Linked DNA regions of Homo sapiens: region 2 is linked to region 1. Evidence: read pairs that join two places in POLR2A ChIA-PET (ENCODE). Cell type or tissue: Caco-2. All regions are shown on one strand. Region 1 has its middle 40 kb from the start of BCO1. Region 2 overlaps CENPN (centromere protein N).

Region 1 (5,000 bases):
AGCCAGGGCGTGTGACCAGCTAAAGGGGAGGCATCCCCCACCACCCCAGGAACAAAGGCCTATAAGGCCCAGCTGGGGGCCCCAAGAACCCAGAGAAGCTCCTACAAGAAAGAGGCAGCTTGAAACATCTGCTAGCCCTCAAGAGCCAGGCCAGCTAGGACTCGGCCAGCACCACCAAGTGCAAATGTCCCTGCCCTGTCCCGTTCCCTTTCCATCCTTCCACTCCCGCCACCCCTGGAGTCATCCAAATCTGTTGGCCTTAGGGGCAGGAACAGTCTGTTAATCATCTAATAGTGAGCAAAAGTCACAAAGCACATGGATATTTTATCAGAGAGGGATCATCTTCCCCTGTGGAGTGACCTTTATAGCAGCGACTTTCATGGCAGGAGTAATTTTTATAGGTGACAAAGCAAAACCTGCATCTGGCTTATAACCCACGCGTGGTGTGATTTTCCAGCTGCAGCAGCCTCTAGACTTTCCCTCTTCCAAGCTGGACCCTTGGTATCTGGCAAAGCCCGGATGGTTTTCTTCTCAAACCTATTGTCCCTTCTGCTATCTGGTTTGTGGAGTTGCTTGCAGAGGGCATGGTAACCCCACACCTGCACAGTATCACCCGTTTTCTAACACACTTCTGAGATCCAGGGGGAGCTACGGGCAGGTCCTGGATGGGCTGGAGACTCTGCCATTCTCATCACATTTCTGCCTGCTGATCTCATCCGGGCCCTCAAGAACTCTCTGTTCCTTACAGATTAAATGCAAATGGGCGCTGTGGCCACCTCCCCTGGCTGGTGCCTGCCAGTCTGTCCTCCCGTCAGCATCATTGCAAATACTTCTGAGATAGACCAGAGATGGGACTTGGACCCCTGCCCTGCCTCATCGAGGACTCTACTACAAGCTGGTTGGGGAGGGTGGCCCATGGCAGGCACAGACCCCAGTCAGATCATCCAGACGTTGCACCACAAATCTTGCTCAAGGTGCCATGCCCACTGAGTGCAGACCTTGAGGAAACGAAAACAAACAGCTCCCACCTTAAATCTTACTCAAGGGAGTTAACCCTATAGCCCGCACACACAGAAGACCAGAAAAATGACCATCTTTACCCTTTGCCTCATTATAATACTAAAAATCATGCCCGAGGGTGGAGCTTTAACATGCTAATGAGACATACCACACATCAAGAAGCATGTGACCAGACTGCACAGGCGCTGAACATTCCCCACCTCCACATGCTTAAACATCGCCCTTTTCCCATCCTACCTCCTTTCAGAATGCCGGGAGTGGTGGCTCATGCTTATAAACCCAGCACTTTGGGAGGTCGAGGTGGGCAGATCATATGAGGTCAGGAGTTCAAGACCAGCCTGGCCAACATGGTTAAACCCCGTTTCCACTAAAAATAAAATAGTCAGGCATGGTGGTACATGCCTGTAGTCTCAGTGACTCAGGAGGCTGAGGCAGGAGAATCTCTTGAACCAGGGAGGTGAAGGTTGCAGTGAGCTGAGATCACGCCACTGCACTCCAGCCTGGGTGACAGAGTGGGACTCCATCTCAAAAAAAAAAAAAAAAAGACAGGCCGGGCACGAGGGCTCACGCCTGTAATGCCAGCACTTCGGGAGGCCAAGGTGGGTGGATCACCTGAGGTTGGGAGTTCAAGAGCAGCCTGGCCAACATGGTGAAACCCCTCTCTACTAAAAATACCAAAAAAATTCTCCGTGCGTGGTGGCGCATGTCTGTAATCCCAGCTGCTTGGGAGGCTGAGGCACGAGAATTGCTTGAACCCAGGAGGCAAAGGTTGCAGTGAGTCAAGATCACGCCACTGACTGCACTCCAGCCTGGAAGACAGAGCAAGACTCCATCTCTAAAAAAAAAAAAAAAAAAAAAAGAACGCCTTCTGGACTTTTTGGGGAGTCAGCCCCTGAACCTCCACTCCAGTGCTGCCTTCTTTATGTTTGAACATAAGCCTCTAACAAAAGCCTCGTCCAGGAAAGTTTGAGTACATCAGAGCCTAAGACCCCATGGTCGGCAACACTTCCTCTCTCCATCCCCATCTCTGCCATTCTTGGTTTTTACCTCTTTCCCGCTAGGGCATCACCTGCAGTTCCCCAAACCACACTCTTCTCTAGAGATGTTTGAAGAAATCTGAATATGCCTGGTCTCTTACAGGGGCCCTAAATGGGGGTGATTTTGCCCCCCAGGGGACATTTGGCAATGTCTGACATTTTTGTCATCATGACTTGGGGTGCTGGTGTTACTAGCATCTGGTGAATAAAAGCCAGAGATGCTGCTAAAACTCCTTCAGTACCAGCCCCCAACTGTAACGAGGAATGATCCAGCTCCGAATGTCAGAAGTGCCGAAGTGGAGAGCTGATAACTCAACGATGGCAGATTACATCTGGCTGTTCCTTATCTTATGACCCAGGCAGGATGCTGTGAACCAAATCTATGTCCCGGACACACTGGAAAACTGGCCGGCAGGACCCTGGGCACCAAGTCACAAAGGGAAGAGGAGGGGCATCAGAAGGGGAGCCACTAACCCCATGTACCTTCAACCGGAACAGCCAGGCGGCAAATCCCAAATGGCTCTCCAAAGCTCACTTGCTCGTGGGAGAAGGTTGCATTGAGTCCAGCCACCTCAAAGGTCAGCTCTTCCGGGGTGCCCTGAGCCAATGAGATGGTGATCAATAGGTCCTGTCCAAGCTCCAAATGGTCAGAAGCCCAGGAGGCCTGCAGCCCTGACAGCAGCTCCACCAAGTGGACTGTAATGTTTCTGGAGATTGTAGAGGTGGTGGTGTTGCCGGTGGCTTGGATCTCCAGGCGGTGCCTCCCAGGGCCCATCAGTTTCTGGGTTTCTCTGTCCAGGATCAGATTGTACGGTAGCGAGCCCTTTTGGGTGGTGGACTCGGCCAGGGTTATGTCACCCAAAAGCACAGTGTAAGTCACTCCTGTTCCTAAGTGGGGTAAGAAAAATTAAAGAATGTTGGTAACAACCATGCGGTTGATAATACTATGGCAGCTCAGAGTCAGTCTCTGAAGCCTGATTCTGGATACAAACTTGGATACAGATGCAGACATAAAGAAATATGTAAGGATATGCCCCCTTCTCAAATATTAATGGTGGTTATCCCTGAGTATTAGGTTAATGACTGATTTCGTCTTTCTTTTGAGACAGGGTCTGGCGCTGTCGCCCAGGCTGGAGTGCAGTGGTGCGATCTCAGCTCACTGCAACCTCTGCCTCCCCGGTTCAAGTGATTCTCCTGCCTCGGCCTCTGGAGTAGCTGGGATTACAGGCGCCTGCTACCACACCCAGCTAATTTTTTGTATTTTTAGTAGAGACAGGGTTTCACCGTGTTAGCCAGGATGGTCTTGAACTCCTGACCTTGGATTTGCCCGCCTCAGCCTCCCAAAGTGCTGGGGTGACAGGCGTAAGCCACCGCTCCCGGCCGTGATTTTGTCATCTGGGGGTCCGCTCTGTTCATTTGCATATTCTAACTTATTTATACTATACATGTCTTACCCGAGAACCTAAATATTTGTAATTAAAAAATTACCACATTTAGTTGCCAGGGATGTCCTGGTCGGGGGAGGAGGAGGAGGACTAAAAGGGAGCATTTCTTAAGGGTGGGGGCTGATTTTTATGCATGAGAATTAGCTTTGGGTCTTGTTTTAAGCAGGAGCAAGTAAAGCCATTCCTTCATCCTACACTGGTGACCGCCCAGAACCCTGCAAACCAACATGAGAACTCAGCCCGTTCACGGGAAGATGGGGGCTCCCTTGCAGGTTGCAGATGGTTGTTCTTACTGGATGATAAATATTGCGGTTGACTCTTAAAATCTGACTTAAATCAACAAATTAGGATTCCTTCCAATAAAAACCAAGCTAGCGTAGTTCTCATCTGGGTGATGATGATGATAACTACGATATAAGCCCCATGAGAATGGGAACCCTGACTTTCATATTTACTGCTGCCTCGCCCACACCCGGCAGAGTAGTAGGCACTCAATTATATTAGTAGGATGAGTAAATAAATGAAGGATTATTTTGTTTCCTCAGGGGAACATATGAGCCCTCTTCATCCAACAAACATGCAAGAACAGAAGGGGTTTCCTGAGGGCTGTGTTAAAGCCCCATTATGACTTCCACAGCTATTGCTATGAGAGGGCTCCAGGTGGGATGTGAGGTCAAACCGAGCCACCTGCTCATTGCACTAGCTCTCTGCTGCCCTGTTTACATCAACAGGCCTCTATTCTAATCTCAAACTGGTCCTGGGCTTCAGGAAAAACGCTGCCCTGGGTGAGGATGAGTCTTAGCCAGGAGAGTCTCTATTGAGAGAAAGGATGATAATTTAAAATATTTAACAACCAGCACAGCATGGGCGCCAACCAATTAGAATGGATGCTCTGATAAATCAGAATAGACACTGCGACCAACAAATAGATGCCATGACCAATCAGAATAGATGCTGTGACCAATCAGAATGGACACCCTGACCCATCAAAATAGACATGACAACCAATCAGAGCAGTCTCTGTGACCGATTAGAAAACACAGGCTGGGCGCGGTGGCTCATGCCTGTAATCCCAGCACTTTGGGAGTCCGAGGCGGGTGGATCATGAGGTCAGGAGTTCAAGACCAGCCTGGCCAATATGGTGAAACCCTGTCTCTACTAAAAATACAAAAATTAGCTGGGTGTGGTGGTGGGCGCCTGTAATCCCAGCTACTTGGGAGGCTGAGGCAGGAGAATCGCTTGAATCCAGGAGGCGGAGGTTGCACTGAGCTAAGATCATGCCATTGCACTCCATCCTGGGACACAGCGAGACTCCATCTCAAAAAAAAAAAAAAAAAAAAAGGAAAACACACTGTGGGCAGGCACAGTGGCTCATGCCTGTAATCCCAACATTTTGGGAGGCCGAGGTGGGCAGGTTACCTGATGTCAGGAGTTCAAGACCAGCCTGGCCAACATGGCGAAATCCCATCCCTACTAAAATAGAAAAAAATAAAAAATT
Region 2 (5,000 bases), 170 kb before region 1:
ATTCCCTAATTGCAGCTCTTACATTTTACTTTGACAAGTATTATAAACACAGAGGCAGTAATCCTAGTAATAGTCTTGCAAATTTTCATTTCAAGGCGCTGACAATTGCTAGCAAACACCATCAGATTGTGAAAATGGACCTGAGAAGTCGGTATCTGGACTCTCTTAAGGCTATTGTTTTTAAACAGTATAATCAGGTGAGCCAATCAGTGACTCTCTTTAAAGGTAAATCTTTATTTTCTCTTTGACACAGGAGTTAGAAGCTACTGGGAAAATCTACCTCCGACAAGAGGAGATCATTTTAGATATTACCGAAATGAAGAAAGCTTGCAATTAGTGAACATGAAAGGAAAATAAAAATTCCTCACAGTCATCTTTTTATAATTGTATTGTGTTTTATACCACTCATTAGTCACTGGAGTCTGTGTTGTAGATCTCAGCTTCCAAATCACCTGATCACACTAGAATTTGTTTTCTCTTTAGAGAAACTTCACATTATCTTTTGAAGCTAAATATATTATTCTATGAAACAACAGAGAAGTAGAATTAACTTTTTGTCCCATCACTCAAGCAGGTTATACAGGCACTGGAATTAAAGGGAAAAGCAGTGGTTTTTTAAATCCCAAAGTTCATTTGTTAAAATAATTTGAATGTAATGTTCCCCTCTAATGACAAATACAGATCTGTCCTTACAGATGCAGGGGTGTTTTTTCAAACTATGCATGGCAGATGTCTGCATATGTGTTGACACTCCTGTGAGTGGATTGTTAATGCTCTGTGTATATCTTTGAGCCACTAGAGATGTTATACTTCTGTATTTTCATCTGTTCTAAGCAGAAAGAAGTGACAGCTCTCTGCAAGCAGTCCCTCTTTAAGGAAAAACTAACATTAAGAAGTTATATCATGAGGCCAGGCACAGTGGTTCACGCCTATGATCCCAGCACTTTAGGAGGCCAAGGTGGGAGGAATGCTTGAGCCCAGGAGTTTGAGATGAGCCTGGGCAGCATAGGGAGACCACATCTCTACAAAACAAAAAATAAATAATATATATTTTTTAAACTTAGATCATGATTTTCTTCTCTAGCCATCCCCTCCTACCTACTACCCTCTCACCAAATTGATATAAACTGTTCTGCTATAATACGACAGTAGTGGCCAGGCACCATGGCTCATGCCTGTAACCCTAGCTCTTTGGGAGGCCAAGAAGGGCAAATCCCTTGAGCCCAGGAGTTCAAGACCAGCTTGGGCAATATGGCGAAAACCCGTCTCTACAAAAAATACAACAAATAACCAGGCATGCCGGGCGCGGTGGCTCACACCTGTAATCCCAGCACTTTGGGAGTCCGAGGCGGGCGGATCACAAAGTCAGGAGATCAAGACCATCCTTGCTAACACGGCGAAACCTTGTCTCTACTAAAAATACAAAAAAATTAGCCAGGCATGGTGGCGGGTGCCTGTAGTCCCAGCTACTTGGGAGGCTGAGGCAGGAGAATGGCATGAAACCGGGAGGCAGAGCTTGCAGTGAGTGGAGATAGTGCCACTGCACTCCAGCCTGGGCGACAGAGTGAGACTCTGTCTCAAAAAAAAAAGTAGCCAGGTGTGGTGCCGCATGCCTATAGTCCCAGCTACCTGGGAGGCTGAGTTAGGAGGATCTCCAAAGCCCAGGGAGACTGAGGCTGCAGTGAGCCATGATCATGCCACTCACTCCAGCCCGAGCAACAGACTGAGATATTGTCTAAAAAAAAAAAAAAGACAGTGGCATTCTTACGAAAATCCACGTTGTCAAGCACAGAACTATAAAAACAATGGATTCAGTGGGTGAAGGTAGGAGAAGGGGTTCAAGAGATTCAGACTTACAGTAGGAAAGTTATTTTTCCAATCTCAGTAAGTTTTTTAGGGTTATGAAGATTGAGCACTGACGACGCTGAAATACCACAGTGCAAATGCTTCCGTAGATTCCCTGGGCTCTGCACTCACCAGATCCATTTCTATGATAAAGCACAGAGCTCCTCAAACAGAACAGTCGAGTTGCAGGCTCAGCAGCCTCCTTGTCAGTGTCCTGCTCAACTCAGCCAACTCAGCCAGGATATGGCTTTGGATCTTTCTGTTGGAAAAAAATAAACATTTGACATACTTTAATATACTAAAAAAAAAATTAATATCTGTACTTCAAGATGTCAAGATTAGTAAAATATTCACTTTTTTTTCCCTAGACCTTTGAAACTCACAACTCTACGACACCTCTACAGGAAAGAAGCCTTGGACTAGATATAAATAGTACGTGTGTGTTAATATGAAACTGAATTTTGGAAATGCATCATTCCCTTATAGATTTCTTTCACTTGGTAAAACGTGTATAGTAGGATCCTAATTTAAAACTTTTATTGTTTTCAGAAAAATTGAAAAGTAAATATCTGTTGAAGGAGGAAAGCTAATCTACCATAGTTCTCCTTTAGAATTTACTAGAATAACAATAAACAACAAAACAATAATTACAAAAACAAAAGTTAGCTAATAGTTGTTGAGCATTTCTTGTGTGCCAGGCACCACACTAAGATGTTTATATGTATTCTTTCCTTAATCTTCACAGTAGTCCTGTGAATAAGCGCCATTCATCAGGAAACTGGGTTTCAGGGAGGTATGGTAACTCTCTAGGCAAAGTCACACAGCTAAGGAGTGGCAAAACTGGGAGTAAAATCCAGGTACGTCTGGATCTGGAGCCCATGCTCTTAATGCGCTGGATAAACTTCTAGAACAATGAGAATCATGACTGTATTGCTACTCACAGATGTCTGAAGTCTCTCACTAGAAAACCCAAGAGAAAAGAGTACAGAACTACTAAAGTAAATTTACAAAAGTGGTGGGGTAAAATAAAAATTCATAAAAAAATGAAAACTTTCCTATCTCTTAGTAGAGATTTGGCAATGAAATGAAACAGTGCCACTGTTATAAACTAAACACTTTTATGATTTTCCAGTGTCATAGGAACTGCTGTTGATCTCATCTTAGGTAAAGAAATCAGGATATAAAATTGTGTGTATCTTACGATTCCAGTTTTAAAAATACATAGGTGAGGCTAGGAACAATGTTATGCATCTGTGGTCCCGGCTACTTGGGAGGTTGAGGAGGGAAGATCACGAGCCCAAGAGATCCAGTCCAGACTGGGCAACATAGTGAGACCCTGTCTCTCTTTTTTTTTTTTTTTTTTTTTTTTTTTTTAAGACAGAGTCTCACTCTATTTCCTAGGCTGGAATGCAGTAGCATGATTTCAGCTCACTGCAACCTCTGCTTCCCAGGTTCAAGCGATTCTCTTTCCTCAGCCTCCCAACTATCTGGGACTACAGGCGCCTGCCACCACACCTGGCTAATTTTTGTATTTTTAGTAGACATGGGATTTCACTATGTTGGCCAGGCTGGTCTGGAACTTCTGACCTCAAGTGATCCTCCCGCCTCAGCCTCCTGAAGTGCTGGGATTACAGGTGTGAGCCACCGTGCCCAGCCGAGACCCCATCTCTTAAAAAAAATACATATATAGGCTGGGTGCCATGGAGATATATATATATATATATGTGTGTGTGTGTGTGTGTGTATATATATGTGTGTGTATATATATATGTATATATATGTGTGTATATATATATGTATATATATATGTGTATATATATGTGTATATATATGTGTGTGTATATATATGTATATATATGTGTGTGTATATATATATACACATATATGCATCTTTATTTTTATTCACTGTAAAAAGAGCTAGGCAAAAATATACTAAAATGCTAACAGTGCTTATCTCTGGGTGGTAGAATTATGATTTTTATTTTCTCTTTTATCAACCTGTACTTCACTACCCTAAGAAACTTCCCTACACTAAGAAATTATTACAGCCAAGAGAAGAAGCAGTAAATATTATTTTAAAATTATACAAACAATTCGAAGGGTTAGGAATGAAAGGAGGATAATTTAAGGATGAAATATATTCCTAACGGCTGTTTTATTTGAAATCTTCCACCCATAGTGGATTCAAGGATCATTCATGAAAACATAGTAGAAAAAGAGAGAGTCCAACGAATAACTCAAGAAACATTTGGAGATTATCCTCAACCACAACTAGAATTTGCACAATATAAGGTAAGATGTCGTAATAAATATTAAGTACAAGATATCAACATTGTTTAAAAAGAACAAAAACCTTAAGTGGAAAACAGATCTAAGAAACTGTTCCTTTTTCACTTGTCACTTAAATTTCATGTAATAAATTTATGAATTAAATAGACCTCTTTATTGTATTTATAAGTTCCTCTGTTAGCAAAAGAGACCTTTAGAAATTATGAATCTGGGCTGGGCGTGATGGCTCACTGCAACCTCTGCCTCCCAGGTTCAAGCAATTCTCCTGCCTCAGCCTCCCGAGTAGCTGGGATTACAGGCACCTGCCACCTCACCTGGCTAATTTTTTTTTTTGGAGTTTTAGTAGAGACGGGGTTTCATCGTGTTGGCCAGACTGGTCTCGAACGGCTGGCCTCAGGTGATCCACCTTGCCTCGGCCTCCCAAGGTGTTGGGATTACAGACGTGAGCCACTGCGCCCAGCCATAAGTTGATAATTATTTTACCTGGGTGATGTGCACATGGGGCTCATACCGTGCTCCTTACTTTTGTATATGTTTAAAATCTTCCATAATTAGAAGTTAAAAAGATATCTCAGTTGGGCACAGTGGCTCACACCTATAATCCCAGCACTTTGGGAGGCTGAGGCGGGCGGATCCCTTGAACCCAGGAGACTGAGACCAGCCTGGGCGACACAGCAAAACCCTGTGTCTACAAAAATTCAAAAATACAAGGTGTGGTGGCATGTGGCTGTGGTCCCAGCTACTTGCACTGAAGCGGGAGAATGGCTTGAGCCAGGGAGGTCGAGGCTGCAATGAGCCATGTTCGTACCACTCCAACTTGGGCAACAAAGTAAGACTCTGTCTCAAAAAAGAAACAAAGAAAGAAA

What was found. ChIA-PET counts read pairs that join two places held together with the same protein. Peaks named below come from ENCODE experiments on the same cell type or tissue, not always from the same donor. Only the 100,000 strongest peaks of a DNase experiment are listed, where the experiment ranks them.
Region 2: POLR2A ChIA-PET joins it to region 1 with 6 read pairs; 6 of 35 experiments call an interaction of 5 or more read pairs at or near these places.

Annotation. Positions count from the first base shown.
Region 1 is chr16:81,196,122-81,201,121 of GRCh38, forward strand. It overlaps the pseudogene PKD1L2. Among named protein-coding and RNA genes, the nearest start is that of BCO1, 40 kb to the right of the region's middle. In Caco-2, no CTCF peak of the experiment used is centred here; a DNase peak (open chromatin) is centred at 2,740.
Region 2 is chr16:81,022,502-81,027,501 of GRCh38, forward strand. It overlaps CENPN (centromere protein N), which reads left to right. Exons shown (of 11, transcript NM_001100624.3): 7 at 96-197; 8 at 2,214-2,277; 9 at 4,025-4,137. It overlaps CENPN-AS1 (CENPN antisense RNA 1), which reads right to left. Exons shown (of 4, transcript XR_007065134.1): 3 at 1,978-2,104. Among named protein-coding and RNA genes, the nearest start is that of ATMIN, 11 kb to the right of the region's middle. In Caco-2, no CTCF peak of the experiment used is centred here; no DNase peak of the experiment used is centred here.